Regions from separate parts of the Homo sapiens genome. Here all the other regions are linked to region 3. Evidence: chromatin contacts called from ENCODE Hi-C or POLR2A ChIA-PET data. All regions are on one chromosome and are shown on one strand. The core of a region is the stretch at or near the end of the contact, and the rest is flanking DNA. Distances in the headings are between cores, read along the strand shown. Region 1 holds the start of BAX (BCL2 associated X, apoptosis regulator). Region 2 holds the start of LIG1 (DNA ligase 1). Region 3 holds the start of SERTAD3 (SERTA domain containing 3).

Region 1 (4,175 bases), core at 924-3,423, 8.5 Mb after region 3:
TCCTCTGAGAAGTCTTCTCTGAATGTCAGAGGCAGACAATGTCTGATTTCTGCATGCTCCCCAACATTCAATCATACAGTTATTGAATAACACATTTTGAGAGATAACTATGAATCAAGTAACATGCTGGTTTCTGGGAGAATTGAGGACAAATTAACCTTGTGGAAATTTTGGGTGGATGAAAAAAACCAACATGAAATTAAAACACTGCACACATTTACAGCTGTGAGAAGCATTACACATCCTGGGTGCTATGCGAGCTTTTTTTTTTTTTTTTTTTTTTTTTGAGTTGGAGTTTCCCTCTTGTTACTGAGGCTGGAGTGCAAGGTCACGATCTCAGCTCACTGCAACCTCTGCCTCCAGATTCAAACGATTCCCCTGCCTCAGCTCCCGAGTAGCTGGGACTACAGGTGCCTGCCACCACACCTGGCTAATTTAGAATTTTTAGTAGGGATAGGGTTTCACCGTGTTGGCCAGGCTGGTCTCAAACTCCTGACCTCAGGTGATCTACCCATCTCGGCCTCCCAAAGTGCTGGGATTACAGAAGTGAGCCACTGAGCCCAACCAGGAGCTTTTTCGAGAAAGAAGGAAGTCCAAGAGATCTTCCTGACACCCTAGTCTGACTCTGCCCTTTGCCTGCTCAAAATTTCCCCATGCTTCCCAGCGGCCTTCTGGACATAGATCAAGTCCCTTCTCTGACAGGCCCAAACCCTTTATCATCTGATCCTAGCTCATTTTTCTGAGTTTTCCTTAGTTGCTATTATTTTCTGTCTAAAGTGACATGTCATAATATTCATAAAGCACACAAGTCTTATGTGTACAGCTCAATGAATTGTAAATATGTGTATACCCGGCCGGGCACAGTGGCTCACGCCTGTAATCCCAGCACTTTGGGAGGCCGAGGCAGGTGGATCACTTGAGGTCAGGAGCTTGAGACCAGCCTGACCAACATAGTGAAACCCCATCTTTACTAAAAATACAAAATTAGCTGGGCGTGGTGTCGCATGCCTGCAATTCCAGCTACTTGGGAGGCTGAGGCAGGAGAATTGCTTGAACCCGGAGGCAGAGGTTGCAGTAAGCCGAGATCGTGCCATTGCACTCCATCCTGGGCAACAAGAGCAAAACTCCGTCTCAAAATAATAATAATAATAATAATAATAATAATAATAATAATGTGTATACCCATGTAAACACCATTCAGATAAAAATATGGCATATTTGGGGCACCCGGGGAGTGTCTCTTGTGGCCCCTCCCCTCCATACCCTGCTGATCTATCAGCACAGATTAGTTTCTGCCACTTTTTAAACTTCATATTCCTTTTCTTTTTACACAAACACAAACATTCGAGTCATGACTGGGTGGGGTGGCTCAAGCCTGTAATCTCAGCACTTTGGGAGGCCAAGGTGCGAGGATCGCTTGAGTCTGGGAGTTCAGAGACCAGCCTGGGCAACATAGAGAGACCTCATCTCCACATAAAAAGTTTTAAAAATTAACCAGGGGCGGTGTAGTCCCAGCTACTCAGGAGGCTGAGGTGGGAGGCTTCAGCCCGGGAATTCCAGACTGCAGTGAGCCATGATTGGGCCACTGCACTCCAGCCTGGGCAACACAGTGAGACCCTGTCTCAAAAAAAAAAAAAAAAAAAACAGGAAAAAACAAACAAACAGAAAAGCAGGCCTGGCGCGGTAGCTCATGCCTGTAATCCCAGCGCTTTGGAAGGCTGAGACGGGGTTATCTCTTGGGCTCACAAGTTAGAGACAAGCCTGGGCGTGGGCTATATTGCTAGATCCAGGTCTCTGCAAAAAACAAAACCACTCAGTTTTTAGTCATCTATAACGTCCTGCCTGGAAGCATGCTATTTTGGGCCTCTGAGCTTTTGCACTTGCTAATTCCTTCTGCGCTGGGGAGAGCTCAAACCCTGCCCGAAACTTCTAAAAATGGTGCCTGGATAAATGAAGGCATTAGAGCTGCGATTGGACGGACGGCTGTTGGACGGCGCCACTGCTGGCACTTATCGGGAGATGCTCATTGGACAGTCACGTGACGGGACCAAACCTCCCGAGGGAGCGAGGCAGGTGCGGTCACGTGACCCGGCGGCGCTGCGGGGCAGCGGCCATTTTGCGGGGCGGCCACGTGAAGGACGCACGTTCAGCGGGGCTCTCACGTGACCCGGGCGCGCTGCGGCCGCCCGCGCGGACCCGGCGAGAGGCGGCGGCGGGAGCGGCGGTGATGGACGGGTCCGGGGAGCAGCCCAGAGGCGGGGGTGAGGCGGGAGGCAGACGGGCGGGAGGAGGGCGAGCCCCCTCGCCGGCCCGTCCGGGATCCTTCCTACCGGCCTGGGGCTGTGCGATCTCCAAGCACTGAGGGGCAGAAACTCCCGGATCGGGCGCTGCCAGCCTCCAGTCCCCTCCGTCCTCGGAGGTTCCTGGCTCTCTGATCCCCGTGTCCCGATCCCTGCCTCTCTGGCGCTCTCGGACCCTCGAGAACCAGGGGATCTCGGAAGCCAAGCCCCCGGGCAGGCCCGGGCTTGTCGCCCGCACCACTTCCTGCCTCTGGCACTGGTGGGAGGGGCGGGTCTCGCCTCTGCCCCCTCAGGCCAGGGGTCTGGATGCATATAGCGTTCCCCTAGCCTCTTTCCCCGGGGAGAATGTAGGATACAGGCCCAGCCTCCTGGCCTTTCTCCATCAGGGACTCAGTTGTCTGGGCCCCCCCGTCACTTTATCTGCTAGGGTCCCAGAAGTCCAGGGTCCCCAGCTCTGTCCTCCCTCAGGGGCCGTGAGTCTCCACAGTCTCCTGATCCCCTAGAACCCAAGAGTCCAGGTACCTCTTCCCTTCCTTTCTCCTCTAGGGCCCACCAGCTCTGAGCAGATCATGAAGACAGGGGCCCTTTTGCTTCAGGGGTGAGTTTGAGGTCTGATTATTGTGGCACAGATTTGAGGAGTGACACCCCGTTCTGATTCTGCACCCTCACTCCATCCCCACTCTAGTTTCATCCAGGATCGAGCAGGGCGAATGGGGGGGGAGGCACCCGAGCTGGCCCTGGACCCGGTGCCTCAGGATGCGTCCACCAAGAAGCTGAGCGAGTGTCTCAAGCGCATCGGGGACGAACTGGACAGTAACATGGAGCTGCAGAGGTGTGGGCCCCTGAGGACCCAGAAGTCCAGCCACTGGGCTCCTTCAGGACACAGGACTCTCAGCCCCGCATTCTCCTCCTCCCCTAAGAACTAGGAGTCTGGGCCCCACAACTCAGCGCAAACATTCCGGACTCCCAGCCCTCCTCTCTGCCAGGATCTTAAAACCCTCCTTCAGGGAGTCATTTTTCCCACCTTCCTAAATGTCTGTCTTGTCCCCTTCCCTTGTCCCCCGTTGGCCTGTTGCTTTTCATTTCAGCCTGGCTTGGGGCTCAGTCTCCTTATCTTTAGTGTGCGGTGGATGCGGGAATTTTCCACCATCAGCCTGATGCCTGCTCCCCGGCACTGGTTCTCCTCTCTCCTGCAGGATGATTGCCGCCGTGGACACAGACTCCCCCCGAGAGGTCTTTTTCCGAGTGGCAGCTGACATGTTTTCTGACGGCAACTTCAACTGGGGCCGGGTTGTCGCCCTTTTCTACTTTGCCAGCAAACTGGTGCTCAAGGTGGGCAGCTGCAGGGCAGTGAGCCCAGGGATGCTCCCCCTCAGATCTGTGAGGACCTGGGGATCGTGGTATCAACCCCCTGCAGTGGCCCAGTGACCACAGAGGGCATGGAGAGAGATGGCTGTGCACTGGGTGTCTGCTCCTTCTTTTATTCATTCAACAAGCATTTACTGGACCTGCTATGTGCCAGGCCTATACCTGGCACCTGGGACACAGCACTGTACAAAGCAGGCTACATCCCTGCTCTCAGGGAGTTCACGTGCAGGGGTGAAGTAAAGTGGGCAGTGTGATTTAGCAGAGTGGTCAGGAAAGATTTCTATTTTTTTTTTTTTTTTTTTTGAGATGGAGTTTTGCTCTTGTTGCCCAGGCTTGAGTGCAATGGCATGATCTTGGTTCACTGCAACCTCTGCCTCCCAGGTTCAAGCGATTCTCCTGCCTCAGCTTCCTGAGTAGCTGGGATTATGGGTGTGCACCATTATCCCTGGCTTTTTTTTTTTTTTTTTTTTTTTTTGTATTTTTAGTAGAGACGGGTTTCACCATGTT
Region 2 (4,281 bases), core at 682-3,181, 7.7 Mb after region 3:
TCCTTACCACGGTACTCAAGGCTGGCTTCTCAACTCTGTGTACTGCTGAGTTGGGGGGAACAAACTGGTTGATGCCTCTGGAGGACCACCTGGCGTCTCTATCGGAACGGCAACCCCACTTCTGTGTATTTGGCCCACAGAGACCCTCACAGGTGGACCAAGTGAGGCACAAAGTTACCTGCTGCAGCACTAACTGTAATGAGAGAAGACTGGAAACTGGTGGAATGTCTACCCTTAGGGAACTGGTTCCCTCATTACTGGAATACCATATGGTAGAATATTGTTCAGGGTTAAAATTAAATGAATGATGGATAAAAGGTATAGGAGTTTTTTGGGGGGATGATAAAAATATCCTAAAATCGATTATGGTAATAACTGCACAACTCAGCGCATACACTGAAAACCACTGACTTGTACACTTTAAATGGGCACTTTAAATACACTGAAATACACTTTAAATACACTGAAAACCGCTGACTTGTACATTTTAAATGGGCAAAATTGTACACTTTAAATGGGCAAACTGTATAATTGTGAATTATATCTCAATAAAGCGGTTACCAAAATGAAGAGATAATGACAGGAAAAATATCAAGTAAGGATGAAACAGTACTCAGTAATAAAAAGAAACGAAGCACTGATACAAGCAACAACTTGGGTGGACCTCCAGGGCATTGTGCAGAGTAGAAAAAAGGTAACATCCTAATAATATATGATTCCATTTACATAACAATCTCCGAATGACAAAACTAGAGATGGTGAACACATTAGCGGTTGCCAGGGGCCTGGGGAGGAGTTCTTATGTGGAGAGGGAACTGTTCTATATCACAATTACGATGGGGGTTACACAAATCTATACAAGGAATCAAGCTGCACGGGCACACAGATGCACAATCACACTCACACCACACAAACTGGTGAAAACTGAACAAGGTCTGTAATCTAGTTAACAGAACTGTATTGATGTCAATTTCCTGGTTTCGATATTGGGACTACATAAGATGTCACCATTAGGGGAAGATGGATATACTCTTTTCACAACTTCCTTGAATCTATAATTATTTCAAAATAAAAAGTAAAAACAAGAGGTAAGCTCCATCCCTTTATCAAGCATACATTAGGCCAGACGTCTCCCCATTCAGATGATTCTCCATCTTTTACGAGCCCTTTACCTAGACCTGGACCTTACCACTGACCTCTCCCTGACACCACCCATCTCCCTCCAGTAGGGCCCACTCCTTCCAGGTGATGCTGCTGCCCGCGATTTACCTTCTTCTAGCCCCGCCCCCTCAGCACTTCCAGGTGGCCCCCGCCCCCTCAGCACTTCCGGTTCCCAGCCAGCCCCACCCTTGGCACCTCCCCCTTCCAGGTGGCCCCGCCCACACGCAATCTTTTCCCCGGCCCCGCCCCTTAGCTCCCTTCAGCCCCTCCCCCTCCCAGATAGCCCCGCCCCCTCGGGGGGCCTTCCGATTTCCAGCTGGCCCCGCCCACACAGTTTTCCCCCCCCCGGCCCCGCCCCTCAGTTCCATTTGGCCTCTCCCCTTTCCAGGTGAACTCGCACCTCAAGGCCTCTTCTCAGAGGACCTGTCCAACTGTCTCTGTCTCTCGTCTACCCTCTACCTGGCCCCCCTCCCTCTGGGAGACACCTCTCTGCACTCTCCGGCGGCCCGCAGCCCGCGCTCTTCCGTCTCCACCGCGCTCTCGGCAGCCTCAGCGTCCCCACGCCCACTCCTCTGCAGACACCCCGACATGGCGAAGCATAGGCCCCAAGCATTCGGCGCACCCGCCGCCCTCCGCCTCCCATCTGCTTGCGGACGGCCCCACTTGCCTTGCGTTGGTCCCGCGCGCCGCTGCCCGGGCAACACACTCAGATCCGCCAGGCGCGCCTCTGCAGTCCCAAGTTCGCGCCACGGCATTCGCGCGCAGACGTCTGCGGGCGGGGGCGGGGCAGAGCCTAGGGGCGGGACCTGGGCACCGTCCGCACCGCCGCCGTCGCGCGGAGGACACTGGGAGTCGTAGTCTCCCGAATGGGAGGAGGGCGGGAAAAGGGGTGAAGTGGGGCGAGCCCTCCCGCAGAGCACACTGGGAAAATGCCCGCGCTTTCCCTCGCCCTGGATGAGCGGGTGTGGCTGAGGGTCTGAGGAGTGACTGGCAGGGAAAGAGGAGGAATCGGTGGAAGCGCCCCCGCGAGGCACGGCGGGAAGAGAGGCGGGAGACCGCGCGGGGCATCCCGGGAGCAAGGGCCGGGCCAGGCCTGGGCGCGGGGCATTGTGGGAGGTGGACGCCGCTCCGGGGCGGGTAGGTGAGTGGGGAGGGGCGGGAAGGGTGCACATCTTGGGGAGGGGAGAGGCACAGCTAGGTGGGACGGCGGGGCTGGAAGGTGCCGCAGCGGGCGGGGAGGGGGGGAGTAGGAGGGTCGGGAGCGGGCTGGATGGGGCTGCTCGAGGGGAGACGCGCAGCTGGACGTGGGGGGAGCATCTGGGGTGAAGGAGCCCATCCGAGGACGAGGGGCCATGTCTAGAACGAAGATGCATATTGCGGGGGATGGTGGATGTAACTGGGAGGAGGGGCCCACAGCTGGACTGGGGGCCGCATCTGAGGAGGAGGGGACCACAGGTGAATACTGGTGACACTTCCGAGGAGAACTAGCCACAAGTGGGGCACACACCTGTAGGCGAAGCGTGGATAACTGCATGTGGGGAGTACATCTGGAGATGAGAGTGTCTCAGGGAAGCCCCAGCTACAGCTGCATGTGGCGAGCCATAGGGTCATAATCGGGGGAAGGGGCAACAGCTGCACGCCAGAGGCACATCTGGGGAGTGCGGAGCCACAGGTGCATGAAGCATGTGACCGGGTGAGGGGTCCGTGGCCTGGATGTGGGAGCACATCTGGAGATGGAGCGTCTTTGGAGGGGTTACAGCCAACTGTTGGCACATGGAAGGAGGAGTTCCAGATGAATACGAGAGTTAGAAGTTACTCTTGGGTGAGAGACACAGCTGGAAGGGGAGGAGGTTTTAGCTGGAATTTGAGAACACATTTGAGGAGATGTCCTTAAGGGACATCTGAGCTTAAGGGTCGTATTTTGGGAGGAGAGATTCCAACTGTACCTAAGGGTCACATCTGCGGAGGAGGAGACGAGTTGGAATTAGGAATCAAGATGACAGGCTCCAAGTGAACCAGGGATAAGGCGGTGGGAGGAGGCCAAAGATAGGATGGAGGTTGATATTTATATATTTGGAGAAAAACAGGCACGTCCGACCCCGGGCTACCCACCTCGATAGAGGCACCAGCAACCGACGGGGCAGGCCAAGAATGGAGTAGATGAGATACCCCGGGTGGGAATGGGTCTGATATCCACCTGTTCTCCCCTCCTCCACGCAGGCCCCCAGGATGGAGCGGCCGGAGCCCCCACCCGGCACGGCTGCGGGGCAGGAGGAGCAGGAGCTGCGGGAGCGGGCCTTCTTCTCGTGGGCCGAGTTCAGCCGCTTCTTCGACGCGTGGTGCCAGCAGCGGCTGGCGCTCTTCTTCGTCAAGAGCTCCATGCACCTGGCGCGCTGCCGCTGGGCCAGTGCGCCCCCGCTCTACACGCTCATCGACGTGCTCAAGTACAGCTACGTGCGGCTTGTGTGCAAGGACGTGCGTGCGCCCAGCCGGCCCGCCGTGGGGTGCGTGAACCTGAGCCGCTGTCCTGCTGGGGGGAAGGGGAGCACCGGGGGTGGGTGTGGGTGGGAGACGGGCAGAGAACACCCCACCCAGAGATGCAGAGGGGGAGAGGCCAACTGAGGCAGCCAAATACACCTTGCAGAGAGGCGGGAGTCAAGGAGGGACATGTACTGAGAGAAGAAGAGGAGCTAGAGAGACAAAGATACTCACGGAGCAAGAGATGGTGTGGGCCCGACTTACAGACTTTTTTTTTTTTTTCGAGATGGAGTCTCGCTCTGTCGCCCAGGCTTGAGTGCAGTGGTGCCATCTGCAGCCTCCACCTCCTAGGTTCAAGTGATTCTCCCGCCTCAGCCTCCCGAGTAGCTAGGACTACAGGCACCTGCCATCATGCCCGGCTAATTTTTGTGTGGTTTTTTGTTTTTGTTTTTGTTTTGTTTTGCTTTGTGTTGTTTTTTTGAGACAGAGTCTTGCTCTGTCACTCAGGCTGGAGTGCAATGGCACAATCTCGGCTCACTGCAACCTCCACCTCCCGAGTTCAAGCGTTGTTTCTCCTGCCTCAACCTCCTGAGTAGCTGGGATTACAGGCACGCGCCACCACGCCTGGCCAATTTTTGGATT
Region 3 (4,135 bases), core at 844-3,343:
CAAGTTTAAGAAGGTGAGTACATATACGATTAAGAAAATAAGATCTGGCGTTACGTACAGCTAGATTTAAATCTCACTTACTTGCCTGTTGTGGCCTCAAACAGTGAATTTACATCCATGAGAATCAATTTCCTCATCTGCCAAGTACGGATCCTAACTCAAGTTCCTCTAAGCCTTAAAACTGTTCTTCCACAATATTAATTTCTTCAAACATGGAGCACGAAAGACAAGTGTGGAGCACAGAGACCTGGATTGGAAGTAGGGAACCCCAAATCTGAATTCTGTATTGGAAACTGCTCAGCTGCGTGATCATGGGAAGTGATCTGAATGAGTCAATTCTCAGGGCCTCAGTTTCCTCATCTGTAAAATAGGGACTGTAAAAAAATACTTCTCACCACCTCTGTCAAGGAGATGCCACGTATCTATAGGGCCCACCACACCGGAAGTGCTTAATGAACAAGAGTTGTGTTTGTTTTTTGTTAGAGACAGGGTCTCGCTCTGTCGCCCAGGGCTGAGTGCAGCAGCGCTATCACAGCTCACTGCAGTCTCGAAGTCCTGGGCTCAAGCGATCCTCCCGCCTCAGCTTCCTGAGTAGCTGGGATTACCACCACACCCGGCCTCGATCAAGAGTTAATTGCCAGTTATTCGCTCAACAGATTTACTGAGTGCCTACTATATTCGAAATCTCCTGGAGCCCTGTTGGGGAACCTATGTTGAGATTCTTCTTCAACAGTCGGGATATTTCTATGTCCTCTTCCTTAACCGACTGGGAGCGCTCCCAAGAGTAGGAAAGGGGCCTGTCTCATTCCCTCTGCCCACGCTTTCAGATTCCCCCAAAGCGCGCCCCATAGGAAAACTTGCTAGAACTCAGCTCAGACCAAGCCCCGCCCCCTCGGAGGTCCCACTCAATCAGACCGCGACACTGTAAGGCCCCGCCCCCCCATGGGTCCTTACAGAGCATCCAGGAACGCCCCAATTTGGCCCAGGGGCTTCTGGGAAACGGGGGCCAACAGCCGCCAGGTACACGAATTGACGTCGAGCACGCACTACAATCCCCAGAGGGCTCCGCCCGTCCAGGGGACGAGCCACCCCCCTCACCCCGCTCTCCCTCAGGGCATGCGCACAGGGGCACAGGCGGGTGGGGGAAGGGAACCTGGACGTCCAGCTGCCGGCGCCTGCCGAGCCCCGCCCTCCATTGCCTCCGGGGCCGCGAGTCTGAGCTCCAGGCCCGGAACACCCCTCCCCCACCCCAGACTCCGGCTCTAAATTTGCTTTCTCCCGGTCCCTCTGTTCCTTGAAAGTCCGCGATTCTCCTTCCAAACTGCCCTTGGATCCAGAGACCCAGATCCGAACACATCGCTCAAAGACGACAATGCTCCGATCTAGTTCGGGAGACTACGTATCCTAATTCTGATACTTCCTCCCACTTCTCCTAGTCTCCTGACTTTCAAACGCCCCTGGACTTCACCTCCAAACTCGCTGTCCGGCTCCAAGACCCGAACATTGAACTCTTCCCGGCAACCTCCTTCCCCCGCCAGTGCGTCTTGGAGTCCCAAGAATCCTTGACCCTAGTTCTCTCGCTTCTCCAAATACTCAGAATCTCAGCTCCGTACCTCTCACACCTTTTCCAGAACACGATAAAGCCCCGAATTCAACCCGTCCGGAAGACCCAAGTGGAATCGAATCTCCAGGTTCCCTGTCTCAAAAGTTCCTCCCCTCTGTTCTCTCGCTTCTCCAAAAGCCCAACGTCCCAGCTTCAAACTCCCTCCACTTGAAAATACTGCCCCAACAACCTCGCCTCCCCTCCTGGGTCTTGAACTCAGTCTCAGGTCCCCAGACCCTCCCTATCATCACCCTGAATCTGAGGCCCCCTCCCCCGGTCCCACCCAGACCCCGCCTCCGCAAGTCCCCGGGGCGCGCTTCTCTCTCCCCCAGCCTAAGGTAAATTCCCAAGCCAGGCGACCACTCCTCACCGCAGCTGCCAGGTTCGCCACGACCACCTCCTGGAACGCCCACAGCGTTGCGACCCGCCAGTGCCAGGACCCACCAGTGACCGGTTGGAGCCTCGCTCACCTCGGCGGGGCCTCTCCGTCTGGCCTCTGGCCCACCAGCCCCGCCCCGGAGCCGAGCCGCGAGCCGCGATTGGCTGGAGTCCCGCCCGCCGCGGGGCGTCGATTGGCTGGGCGGAGCCATCCGCCCGTGCCCCGAGACGCCGGATCCGCCCACCCCTCCCTAGCGCCCCGGGCCATTTAAAGAAGTGCAACTGGCAGGGGGCGGGGCAGCGACTCCGGGGTGGAGGGCGGCCGGTCCAACAGAACCGCTTCCTTCCACTCAGCTACAGTCCTCGCTCCAAGATCGTCACCATTGCTCCCTGCGGTTCCTTTATGGTAGGCCTGGACTCCACCGTGGAGCCAGAGGGGCTGGCATGCCCCTCCCCAAGTCGCTGTGCAGGCGGGCGGGGCCGAGCAACCGGAGGAGGCCGCGCCCCCGGGGTTCCGAGGGAGGACGCTGGGGCGCGGGGGATGACGTAGCGGAAGACCAGCCAATAGAGTGGCGCGGCCCGCGTTGCCTAGGCGATCGTAGCCTCGCCCCCTTGCTGCCCCTCCCGCCCCCTATACGTTACCGCGCGGCCCCTTCTTAATCCTCAGGTTTTCTCAGCACGTCCTCTGGTGGTCCCACCTGGGTCTTCTGACACCCTCTTTCCTTCCCCGCTCCATCAAGATGACTCCTCTGCTACTGTTCATGGCTTCCTACCCACCCCGAATACAAACTTCAAACTCCTTCCTTTTGCCACAAAGCCCCTCACGACCTTGCTTGATGCGTTCTCCTGGTTCTCTCCGATCCTGCCCCATTGAGTCACTTCCAGTTTTTCTAAAATGGCTTCAAGCTCCCATTCACCCCATCAGGAAAACGAAAGGATTTTCTCTGTTTGTTTTCTTCCCTGCTTTACCCCAGTGTCTACAACAATGCCAGGTACATAATAAGTTCGCAAACATGACAATAAAAGGCCTCTGGATCTTTATTATTAATATTATTTTTTGCCGGGCGCAGTGGCGCACGCCTGTAATCCCAGCACTTTGGGAGGCGGAGGCGGGCAGATCACTTGAGGTCAGGAGTTTGAGACCAGCCTGGCCAACAATGGTGAAACCCCGTCTCTACTAAAAATACAAAAATTAGCTGGGCGTGGTGGCGCACGCTTGTAATCTCAGCCACTTGGGAGGCTGAGGCAGGAGAATCGCTTGAACCTGGGAGGTTGAGGTTGCAGTGAAGGCGAGATCGTGCCACTGCACTCCAGCCTGGGTGACAGAGAGATGGGGGAGGGGGGAGGGGGGTTTTCTTGTGTTGCCCAGGTTGGTTTTGAACTCCTGGCCTCAAGCAATCTTCTCGCCTCTGGATATTTAAACTTGTTTCCTCATCCTCAAAATATACCCTCAATTCCCAGGCTGCTTCTCAGAACACATTTCAAAGGTTTCCTCCTCTCCGAAGCCCTCCCTGGCAGTCCAGGTTGGGTTAGGATCCATTCTAGGATTCCATGGCCTCCTGTGCCGCCATCCCAGTCCTGGACTGTCAGTTACTATATGGACTGAGGAACGCCCCGCCGAGGGCAGGTACCAAGGATATCTCTGTCAACCACCTCTTGGTCTGCAGGATCACCTAGCACAGGGCTGGACACGTAGCAGGTCCCAGTGAAAGTTTGCTAAATGCTCAGGAATGTGACAGAAAAATAAGGCAGAAAGAAGACACTGCTAGTGTCCTGAAAGCCCACACCCGTAATGCTCCGCCCCTACAACGAGTTTCCCTAAGGGGAGGAGGCAGTTTTCTCCAGGCCACCTCTGGGAAGGGAGGTTTAAGCCTCCTCAGACCAGTTCTTGCCGGTTGGAGTTTGTCAACCAAGTCATCCTGATGTTTGCAGGATAAATGGGAGGGGAATAGGTAGGTGGGTGGTGTGGGTTGGAGGTAGGGAGAGAGAAGTGTCTTAGCTCACCCAGGCCTAGGGAAGGTGTCCCTGGGAAAAAAAGAAAGGGACAGTAGGTTCCAAAAAAGGACATAATTAGGAAGGAGCAATTCTTCCCCTTCCTCCTCCAAAACCTGCGCCTCCTATAGGGTCCACAACTCAGGAAAGCCCTACTGCATT

Evidence for each region. A loop is a pair of places that touch in the nucleus more often than their neighbours do. ChIA-PET counts read pairs that join two places held with the same protein, here RNA polymerase II (POLR2A). Pooled maps may share reads with other maps.
Region 1: a pooled map shows a loop between it and region 3 (4-fold over the local background). The contact joins the promoter of BAX here to the promoter of SERTAD3 in region 3. A Hi-C loop is called at or near these places in 2 of 50 pooled maps. POLR2A ChIA-PET finds 5 or more read pairs at or near these places in 2 of 52 experiments (GM10248 and H1).
Region 2: a pooled map shows a loop between it and region 3 (12-fold over the local background). The contact joins the promoter of LIG1 here to the promoter of SERTAD3 in region 3. A Hi-C loop is called at or near these places in 1 of 50 pooled maps. POLR2A ChIA-PET finds 5 or more read pairs at or near these places in 2 of 52 experiments (HEK293 and HepG2).

The regions. Positions count from the first base shown.
Region 1 is chr19:48,952,702-48,956,876 of GRCh38, forward strand. BAX (BCL2 associated X, apoptosis regulator) reads left to right here and starts at 2,174. Exons shown (of 6, transcript NM_138761.4): 1 at 2,174-2,261; 2 at 2,847-2,898; 3 at 2,986-3,132; 4 at 3,497-3,632. The coding sequence starts at 2,228. RefSeq lists enhancers at 1,853-2,421, 2,422-2,989, 2,439-2,648 and a silencer at 2,169-2,318.
Region 2 is chr19:48,168,413-48,172,693 of GRCh38, forward strand. LIG1 (DNA ligase 1) reads right to left here and starts at 1,932. Exons shown (of 28, transcript NM_000234.3): 1 at 1,829-1,932. It overlaps ZSWIM9 (zinc finger SWIM-type containing 9), which reads left to right and starts at 2,268. Exons shown (of 4, transcript NM_199341.4): 1 at 2,268-2,302; 2 at 3,382-3,665. The coding sequence starts at 3,391. RefSeq lists silencers at 1,371-1,440, 1,471-1,520, 2,321-2,460 and an enhancer at 1,414-2,073.
Region 3 is chr19:40,442,242-40,446,376 of GRCh38, forward strand. SERTAD3 (SERTA domain containing 3) reads right to left here and starts at 2,094. Exons shown (of 2, transcript NM_203344.3): 1 at 1,974-2,094. It overlaps SERTAD3-AS1 (SERTAD3 antisense RNA 1), which reads left to right and starts at 2,276. Exons shown (of 2, transcript NR_187496.1): 1 at 2,276-2,387; 2 at 2,649-3,022. RefSeq lists silencers at 941-1,320, 1,786-1,845, 2,026-2,345, 2,406-2,625.